Linked DNA regions of Homo sapiens: region 1 is linked to region 2. Evidence: chromatin loops called from intact Hi-C (ENCODE). Cell type or tissue: heart left ventricle. All regions are shown on one strand. Region 1 overlaps RFC2 (replication factor C subunit 2). Region 2 overlaps CLIP2 (CAP-Gly domain containing linker protein 2).

The links. A loop is a pair of places that touch in the nucleus more often than their neighbours do. Peaks named below come from ENCODE experiments on the same cell type or tissue, not always from the same donor. Only the 100,000 strongest peaks of a DNase experiment are listed, where the experiment ranks them.
Region 1: a loop joins it to region 2, with 1.8 times the contacts of the local background. A loop is called at or near these places in 2 of 110 quality-filtered maps.

The regions. Positions count from the first base shown.
Region 1 is chr7:74,232,786-74,237,785 of GRCh38, reverse strand. It overlaps RFC2 (replication factor C subunit 2), which reads left to right. Exons shown (of 11, transcript NM_181471.3): 9 at 344-424; 10 at 2,141-2,254. Among named protein-coding and RNA genes, the nearest start is that of RFC2, 19 kb to the left of the region's middle. In heart left ventricle, no CTCF peak of the experiment used is centred here; no DNase peak of the experiment used is centred here.
Region 2 is chr7:74,370,306-74,375,305 of GRCh38, reverse strand. CLIP2 (CAP-Gly domain containing linker protein 2) reads right to left here. Exons shown (of 17, transcript NM_003388.5): 9 at 2,270-2,374. Among named protein-coding and RNA genes, the nearest start is that of GTF2IRD1, 81 kb to the left of the region's middle. RefSeq lists an enhancer at 2,155-3,153. In heart left ventricle, no CTCF peak of the experiment used is centred here; a DNase peak (open chromatin) is centred at 2,312; H3K4me3 peaks cover 718 bases.

The sequences.
Region 1 (5,000 bases), 140 kb after region 2:
AGTGAATTCCAAGTGGTTCTGGGCAACTGACCCCCCAAGTGATCTAAGACAGATGACTTGTGACTTTAAAGCTGTCCCCAAGTGAGCATCCTTCACAGGCCCTTGGTTGCTCTCTTGTTCATCTGTCTTATGTTTGGGAAATTTATCTTCCTGGTGCCGGAAGCACTTCTCTTTGATGGTGAGAGGAGCATTCCCCAAACTCATCCTGGTTGCTGGAGAATTTGATGAAAACAACAGGTTGAGAAGTTTTACCCATAGATTGCCTGGAAGTCGGTCTGTTGGGGCCTCCCCGCTCACATTGTCCCTTCTAGCCCCTGACCGCCTTTCCTTTCCCTTTGGCCAGGTCTGTGACGAGCCCCACCCACTGCTGGTAAAGGAGATGATCCAGCACTGTGTGAATGCCAACATTGACGAAGCCTACAAGGTTGGCCTCCTTCCCCCCGTCCTGGCAGAGGAACCGCTCACTTCTTGGGCAGAGGAGAGCGGGAGCCCTTCTGGTACCAGGGACATTATACACATCACTCCATTCATTCTTGAAATCTTACTTGGGAGACTGAGGCAGGAGGATTTGTTGAGCCTTGGAGGTCAAGGCTGCAGTGAGCTGTGATTGCGCCACTGTACCCCAGCCTGGGTGATGGTGAGACCCTGTCTCAGGAAAAAAAAAAAATTATTAATATCATGCTATGTGTTAATCTGTCTAGGAACTGGAAAAAAAAAATTATGCTAGGAGTTGGGTGCACTTTACTGATGAGAAAACTGATTCAGAGGCTGAATTCCTTGTCCTAAATCACTGTGTTTGTTTATTTATTTATTTATTTATTTATGTAGAAACAGGGTCTTACTCTGTTGCCCAGGCCGGAATGCACTGGCGCGGTCACAGCTCACTGTAGCCTCTACCTCTCAGGCTCAGGCGATCCTCCCACCTCAGCCTCCCAAGTAGCTGGGACTACAGGCACATGTCACTATGCCCAGCCCTAAGTCATGGTTTAAAAGCAGTAGAACTAGAATTCAAAATGGTGTTTTTCTCCTGTAATTATATCCTCTGCAGGAGAAATTTGTCAGCCAAAGTCAGGAGGAAAGACCAGCCTAGCTCCTTCTCCAGGGAAGCCATCTTCTCTCCAGTTAAGGGGAAGTGTCCCCATCCATTCTCATAGGCACAGGCATTCTGGGATCCAGCAGCCCCCAGCTAGCCAGGAGAGGAGGGAGCAGGAAGATTCTAGCCTCACAATGGGACTGAGTGCTGTGAGCAGATTCCAGCAGATGTGGCTGGGGTTCAGGCGACCTCAAGCCACATGGGTGTGGTGTGGTTGGTGTGGTTCAAGGTCATTGATCCAGTCATGGTTTCCCTCTGCCTACCCCCTAACAAACTAGGTTGGAAGTTGACTGGGTTTAGGGCATAGTTCCACCCAATGTGAAACCGGAGTGCAAGGCGGGGAGACTGAGCAGAGACCCAGGCCCAGGGTCCCTGAGTAGACCTGAAGAAAGCCTTCAGATTTGTGGGCACAGAGCTTCTCTGCCTCCTGAATTCACCCCAAGATGCCAAAACAAAGGCAAAAAGGCCTGCCTCCAGACGCTGCAGCCTGGGTGGGGCAGGGTGGGTGGGAAGCAGGAGGCTGGGATTACCCAGTCAGGGTGTGCTCCAGGCTCGTCCTGCAGAGGTTGCATTGGGACTGCAGCTGGATGAAGCTAGCAGATGAATGGTCTGCTTTTTCCACTTTGCTATACCTAGTCATCAGATTAATAAAGCATTTTAAGAGCTCCGGATCAAGAGATTACATGGGTGTGGTAGTAGACCATTTTGCAACACAGCTTAACACATTTGCGATAGGCTGGGCTCAGTGGCTCATGCCTGTAATCCCAGCACTTTTGGAGGTCGAGGCAGGAGGATTGCTTGAGGCCGGGAACTTGGGACCAGCCTGGGCAATATAGCAAGACTCTTATCTTTATATTACTGAAAAAAAAATATTTAAGCAAAACAACAATACATTTGCAATGTTATCTCTCTATCTGCCATGAAAATCAGTTAAGGTACCCCCATGTGACCTGAAGGGTGGGCCCCACCAGCTGTGGTGAGTCTCAAAATCACATGTCTTCTTACAGTTTAAAGTGGTAAGCAGCCTTTTCTGTCTCCTTTGTCTAGATTCTTGCTCACTTGTGGCATCTGGGCTACTCACCAGAAGATATCATTGGCAACATCTTTCGAGTGTGTAAAACTTTCCAAATGGCAGAATACCTGAAACTGGAGTTTATCAAGGTCGGTGAGAATGTAGAAATGCCTCTGTCCTCAAGAATGTGGCCCATAGTGGCCGGGTGCTGTGGGCCACACCTGTAATCCCAGCACTTTGGGAGGCCGAGGTGGGCAGATCACCTGAGGTCAGGAGTTCGAGACCAGCCTGGCCAACGTAGTGAAAGCCTCTGTCTACTAAAAATACAAAAATTAGCTGGGCATGGCTGGGCGTGGTGGCTCATGCCTGTAATCCCAGCACTTTGGGAGGCCGAGGTGGGCGGATCACCTGAGGTCAGGAGTTTGAGACCAGCCTGGCCAACATGGCAAAGCCCCATCTCTACTAAAAATACAAAACTTAGCTGGGTGTGGTGGCAAGCGCCTATAATCCCAGCTACTTGGGAGGCTGAGGGAGGAGGATCGCTTGAACCTGGGAGGTGGAGGTTGCAGTGAGCCAAGATCGCACCACTGCACTCCAGCCTGGGCAGCAGAGCGAGACTGTCTCAAAACAAAAAAAAAAGACTGTGGGCCCTGGCTTCGCTTTCTCTGCTCACAGGCCTGGCATCTAGAAGGTGCTCAGTGTTTCCCAACTGCAGTGGGAGGGAGGCTGTGTCTTAGTTCCTTTGAGTTACTATAAAGGAATACCAGAGACTGGGTAATGTAGAAAGAAAAGAGGTTGATTTGGCTCACAGTTCTGCAGGCTGTACATGTAGCATGATGCCAGCATCTGCTTCTAGGGAGGGGTTCAGGCTGCTTCTGCTCATGTTGGAAGGGGAAGTGGGAGCCTGTGCATGCAGAGACCACCTGTTGAGAACGGAGGGAGGTGCCAGGCTCATTTGAACAGCCAGCTCTCCAGGGACCTAATTGATCCAGAACTCACTCACTACCTTGGGGTGGGCACCAAGCCATTCACGTGGGATCTTCCTCATGACCCAAACATCCCCACATTGGGGACCAAATTCCAAATGAGATTGGAAGGGGACAGACGTCCAAACTAGATCAACGTGGCTGATTGTCCTGAGGACCAAGTTTGTTTCACACAGTTCTGATTTTCTTCATTCAAGGCTCTCTTGTGTATTGACTGATTGATTGATTTTTCAAGGTTAGATTAATTGAGGTTTAATTTACATAGAGTAAAATTCAGCCTGTTAGGTACAGGACAAACGCACTCAGTCATGCAAACACTATCACCATCAGGATGCAGAATCTGTCATCCCAGAACAACTCATGTGTCCCTTTGAAGCCAGCCCCCTCCCCGACTACCACTTGGAAACTACCGATGTAGTTTCTGTTTCATGGGATACAGTTTTCCAGAATATCATATAAATGGGATCATGTAGAACTTAGCCTTGTGAGTTTGGCTTCTTTCTTTCACTGTAGCAGAAATGCCTTTCAGATGTGTCCACGCTGGTACTTCTATCCATGAGTCAGTCCGTGTTATCACTGAGAAGTAATCCATCCTGTGCGTGTACCACAGTTTGCTTATCTGTCCATCAGCTGGAGGACATTTGGGTTTACAGATTGTGGTGACTGTGAATAAAGCCAGTGTAAACATTTGCATATATGGATTAGTGTGAATGCAAATGTTAAGTTTTTCTTTTTCCCAAGTAAGTTCCCAGGGGTGAAATTGCCTGGGAAAATGATAAGTGTATGTTTTACTCGATAAGGAACTGCCAAACGGTTTTCCGAAGTGGCTGCAGCACGTGCATTCCCACCAGCATTCCGGAGGATCCTCAACCTAGCCACCACATGGAGTGCTCAGTTTGGTTTTTAAGCCATTCTAATAGGTGTGTAATGACCGGATGCAGTGGCTTACACCTGTAATCCCAGCTACTCGGGCGGCTGAGGGAGGAGGATCGCTTGAACCCAGGAGGTGGAGGTTGCAGTGAGCTGAGATCACACCCCTGCACTACAGCTTGGGCGACAAGAGTGAGACTCCATCTTAAAAAAAAAAAAAAAAAAAAAACCAATAACAACAACAACAAAATAACCTAATAGGCATGTGATGAGATCTCATTGTGCCTTTAATTTGCATTTCCCTAATTACTATGCTGAACATTTAATCATGTGCTCGTTTGCCATCCAGAATCTTCTTTGATGAAACATCTGTTCATATATACCCATTTTTTAAAATTTTTACATTTTTTATTTTAATTGTACTGTATTTTTTGTTTAGAGATCATGTTAAGACCGGCCAATTTTTATATTTTTGGTGGAGACGGGGTGTCCCCGTGTTGCCAAGGCTGGTCTTGAACTCCCGGGCTCAAGTGATCCTCCCGCCTCGGCCTCCCAAAGTGCTAGAATTACAGGTGTGAGCCACTGCGCCTGGCCTACCTTTTTTATGTTTTTGAGAGACAGGGTCTTGCTCTGTCACCCAGGCTGGAGTGCAGTGGTGCGATCATAGTTCACTGCAGCCTCAACCTTCCATGCTCAAGCAATCCTCCCACCTCAGGCTCCCGAGTAGCTGGGACTGCAGGCATGTGCCACTACACTTGGGTCATTTTTATTTTCTTTTTTTCGTAGAGTTTGGGTGTTGCTATGTTGCCCAGGCCCAACTCTGGGCAAGTGATCCTCCTGCCTCAGCCTCCCAGAATGCTGGGATTACAGGTGTGAGCTACTGCTCCAGGTCTAAATCTACCCATTTTTTAATTGGGTTGTTTGATTTTTATTACTGAATTTATTTACTTATTTATTTTTGAGATGGAGTCTTGCTCTGTTGCCCAGGCTGGAGTGCAGTGGCACTATCTCAGCTCACTGCAACCTTCGCCTCCCAGGT
Region 2 (5,000 bases):
AAGTGTTGGGATTATAGGCATGAGCCACCGCCCAGCATTTTTTTTTTTTTTAAAAGAGACGGGGGTCTAGCTATGTTGCCCAGGCTGGAGTGCAGCCGTGCAATAATAGCTCACTGTACCCTCAAATTCCTGGGCTCAAGCAATCTTCCTGCCTCAGCCTCAAAAGCAGCTGGGACTCTATGGGCATGAGCCACCATGCCCAACTGAGTTAAAGTTCTTTGTATTTTTATTAAGAAATTTTTTTTTTGTTAACATTCTTTTTAAAGAACAGAGGCCACAGTGAATTTTGCATTATCCTGCCTTAGGAAGGATATCCAGCCCAAGGGGCTGGCTGGAGGCAGTGGCCAAGAAGGGTCCAGTTTAATGCTTAAAGCAGAAGAGGGTGCTCCCAGACCCATCTTTCAACAAAAAACTCTTAGAGGCTCCATTCTCCAAAAAACCACCTTGATCACGTTGATGGTCATAGATATGAAAATGATATATTTTCAAGCTTTAAATCTATTACAAGCTTTAAACATTTTGTTTCTGAAGGTATCCTTTAGTTCAATAAACTTATTGTTTTGTTTTTTGGTTTTTGTTTTTTTCGAGATGGAGTCTCACTCTCTTGCCCAGGCTGGAGTGTAGTGGCACCATCTCGGCTCACTGCAACCTCCACCTCCCCGGTTCAAATGATTCTCCTGTCTCAGCCTCCCAAGTAGCTGGGACTACAGGCGTGCACCACCCCGCTCAGTTAATTTTTGTATTTTTAATAGAGACAGGGTTTCACCATGTTGGCCAGTCTGGTCTTGAACTCCTGACCTCAGATGACCTCAGATGATTCACCAACCTTGGCCTCCCAAAGTGCTGGGATTACAGGTGTGAGCCACCACACCCAGCCCTGTTTTTGTGTTTTCATCAGGTTGAACCCTAGATCAAGATGCATTTGGAGGGCTCCGGCCGGTCCGCCGTGACTGGGTCAGTTTGTGCGTTCAGTCTTCATGCACATGAGTGTGTACCGTACAAGCACATGGTCACTGAGCAATGGCCAGTGTGTGCAAATGGACCCTGTGTGTCTCTGGACACCTGCACACATGCACACAGCCACTTGTGCACGGAGACCAACATGCAGAAACTGACCACTGCTCCTTCTACATCTACATACTGTTTATGGGGTGCTTTTCCAGTCATCACTTGCTGCCTGTTTTTGCTTGCTCTCAGAGGGACTGCTGGGGGGCCGGCTGGCTGTTCGCATGTGAGTGCCTGCACAGAGTGCTGGGTCCCAGGCGTGCATGGTAAGCCTGGAGGGGACTGTGGGGCCTGGAGCAGGGACTCAGAACCATGCCCTAGGAGTCTGGAAGCCTCACCCACAAGCAGAGCTGTTCCATGGCTCCAGGACCCATTATAACACCATTCCCTGGGGACACCTCCACTCCCTCAAAAGCCCCACCCCTTCCTCAGCCCCAGGTCCTTCAGCCCAGCCCCCTCCTGCACCCATGTTTCAGGCTCTCTGGGCCAGAGAAACCGGGAAGAGATCTGCAGTTCCTGACCTCCTTCCTCTCCCCAGCCTCCTCAGCTGGGGAGACAGGAGACATGGATCAGTGGTTTCTAGGTCTGCCTACATAGAGACAGGACATTCCCAGGAACTCCAACACTTTGTCATGGCAATGCATCGGGGAGACTGGGGGGTCTCACAGGACGTTCTCAGCTGCTGGGGCAATAAGCTGGGGAGCCAAGTCCCAAAAAACAAAGACCACCCCCACCCCCAACTCCACCCCAATAAGCAACACTGAGCCAGGGAACATAAGCACATTTCTTTTTGTTTTGTTTTTGAGGCGGAGTCTCACTCTGTCACCCAGGCTGGAGTGCAGTGGCACGATCTCAGCTCACTGCAACCTCCACCTCCCAGGTTCAAGCGATTCTCCTGCCTCAGCCTCCCAAGTAGCTGGGATCACAGGCATGAGCCACCACGCCCAGCTAATTTTTATATTTTTAGTAGAGATGGGGTTTCACCATGTTGGCCAGGCTGGTCTCGAACTCCTGACCTCAGGCGATCCACCCTCCTTAGCCTCCCAAAGTGCTGGGATTACAGGCGTGAGCCACCGCACCCGGCCACATAAGCACATTTCTAAATCTTGACTTCCCTCCTCCAAGGGGATGCAAAAATAAAAAATAAAAATAAAAAAGATGATAGCAGCTAAAGAAAGAGAGTCAATAATGAAACAGAGAAGCCAGAGGGGGCATCAAAGGGCAAGGTGGCTGGCGGGCCAGGCGGGTGCGGTGGCGCGGTTACCCTGTTGTCCGCTAATTCTCGGAGCAGCCGCTCGGCCTGCGCCTTCTCCAGTAGCAGGCTCTGTTCCAGCTCCCCAATGCGCGCGTGCTCCAGCTGCGTCTGGGTCTGGTCCACCCAGGGTGGACACGGTGGGGGGGTGGGGGCGGGGACGCAGGGAGGGGGGCACAGGGAAGAAGAAGCCGGAGAGAGAGAGAAAGAGAGAGAGAGAGAGAGGAGGCGTCATCTTCCGTGAACAAGGCGAGGAGAGTAGATTCATGAGCCAGAATTGCTCAGCGAAAGAGAGGAAGTCTGGGGAGGCGAGGGGTGTGGGGCCTCATGCCCACCCCTTGCTGTGTCCCGGCTGGGTCAGTGTAGGGCGGTGGGGGGTGGGGGCCTGCAAGCCATCCTCCCTCGCTGGCCCCTGCTTGGGGTAGCAATGGGCACCTCGCTTTTCTGTCCCCCCCAACCCCCAACCAGCAGCCCTTGACCTTGAAGGTCCTCATCAAGGATCTGCTCCTGGGGAGGGGCCCATCCTGTTCCCGTTCCCCTGCAGGCTGTCACTGGTTGTAGGCAAAGCATCCTCCACACAGGAGACCCACAGGATGAGGAATAAATAAAGGACCCCGGGATTCCCGCTCGACTCCCCCCCCCCCCCAAGGCCTGTGCTAAAAGTGCAAGAACCCATAACACGCAAGATGTTTCCAAAATATACCCGACCCCTCACGATCCTCTTGGCCCCAGCCTCCTTGGTGGAGGCCGGGCTGTGCCTCCCACTCCCGGGCCCCATTGCTGCCCACCCCACCGGACCCCACAGAGGACGCCTGGTCTCCACAAATCACAAGGGCACTTTTGTCCCAGCTCGACAATATCTGCTTCATCTGCTGACAAAGGCCAGCATTCTCAGGGTGTCAAGACTGGCTTTTGCATTTCACAGAACAGATCTTGGAAGGGAAGCTGGGAGGGTGAGGACATTGGGAGCAGTTTGGAGACCCAAGTTCATCTTAGGGAGAAGCCAGAGGGTCCTCTTTATACTCCAGGAGAGAAGGGGTTAAAGCAGCTGCAGGGCAGTTCTGAAGGGGCGGGGCTTAGCAAAACAGCCTCTAGGTGTGAAACCTGTAATAAAACCCCGGAAGCTTGTCTATTGGTGAAGGTGTAAACGGACATCACCTGATTAGAAATACTCCTGCAATTCATTAAGAGACATTGAGATGATTATGTCCTTTGGCCTATTTTATTTCTTGAATTTTCCTTAAGGAACAACAAAAAAAGTTCTCTCTCTCCCCTCCTCTCTCCTTCTCCTCCCTCTCCCTCTTTGTCCTTCCCTTTCTCTCTCCCCTCTCCTTCCCACTTTCTCTCTCTTCTTTCTCCCCCCCGTCTCTCTCCCTCCTTTCTTTTTCCCTCTCTCCCTCCCTCTCTCTCTCCATTCCCCTCCCTGTTTCCCTCCCTCCCTCCTTCTCTCCTTCTCTTTTCCCCTCTCTCCCTTCCTGTCTCCCCTCTTTGTGTCCCTCCCTCTCTCTTTCTCTCCTCTCCCTCCCTCCCCCGCCTCCCTCCTGGCAGTGTGTTCCAGTGCCAACAAGAAGTCAGCATGTCTCTTCCAGAAAATCACAAGCTCCATCCCAGCCACCCCTATCCCCGTCGGTGGGCACAACAGCCCTGTCTGGAACCCTCATAGATGGTGCATGATCCTACACACTGAACTGGTAGCCCGCACAGGCAAGAAAAAGCCTCCAGCTTCGCAATTTCAAGGGCAACTTCATTCGGTCCCACTCCAAAGGACTCCTCCCCTCAACCTTTTTTTTTTTTTTTTTTTTTTTGAGGCATAGTTTCCCTCTTTCACCCAGGCTGGAGCGCAGTGGCGCGATCTCGGCTCACTGCAACCTCCACCTCCCAGGTTCAAGCAATTCTCCAGCCTCAGCCTCCCGAGTAACTGGGATTACAGGTGCCTACCATCATGCCCAGCTAACTTTTGTATTTTTGAGTAGAGACGGGGTTTCACCATGTTTGCTGGTCTTGAACCTCTGACCTCAGGTGATCTGCCCACCTCAGCCTCCCAAAGTGCTGGGATTACATGTGTGAGCCACCACGCCTGGCCCCTCAACGGGTTTATATTCTGGGGGGTGGGGAGGCAGATGCAAACCATAAAAGAATAGTGAAGATCATTCCAGACTGTGATTTGCACTATGAACAGAGCACTGGGGAGAGAGTAACTGGAATGAACGTGAAATAGAGGAAACATGTAATTTACAGTGAGTTCTGAAGGATAAGAAGGACTCCTTGTACAAGGCAGGCACAAGAGGAAGAGGCGCAAGTGTTTCAGGCCGGGGAACTAGCGTGTACAAAAGCTCAGAGGCAGGACACAGCTTGTGGTGTTCCAGAAAGAGAAAAGCCTGGTGTATGATAACTTAGGGGCAGGGGTGTGAGACAGGGCTGGGACAAGGCAGGGGGGTGGTGGTGGGGGGGAGGGTTGGGCCCTGGGGGTCTTCTCTGGCCCACTCTACAGAGCCTAGATGATATCTAGTGTCTCAGTGCTAGATGTGTGAGCAGGAAAGGGGCAGGATCTGATTTACATTTTTATTTTTAAATTAGTTTTTTTTTTTTTTTTGAGACGGAGTCTCGCTCTGTTGCCCAGGCTGGAGTGCAGTGGCGCGATCTTGGCTCACTGCAACCTCTGCTTCCTTGGTTCACACCATTCTCCTGCCTCAGCCTCCCGAGTAGCTGGGACTGCAGGCGCCCGCCACCACGCCCGGCTAAT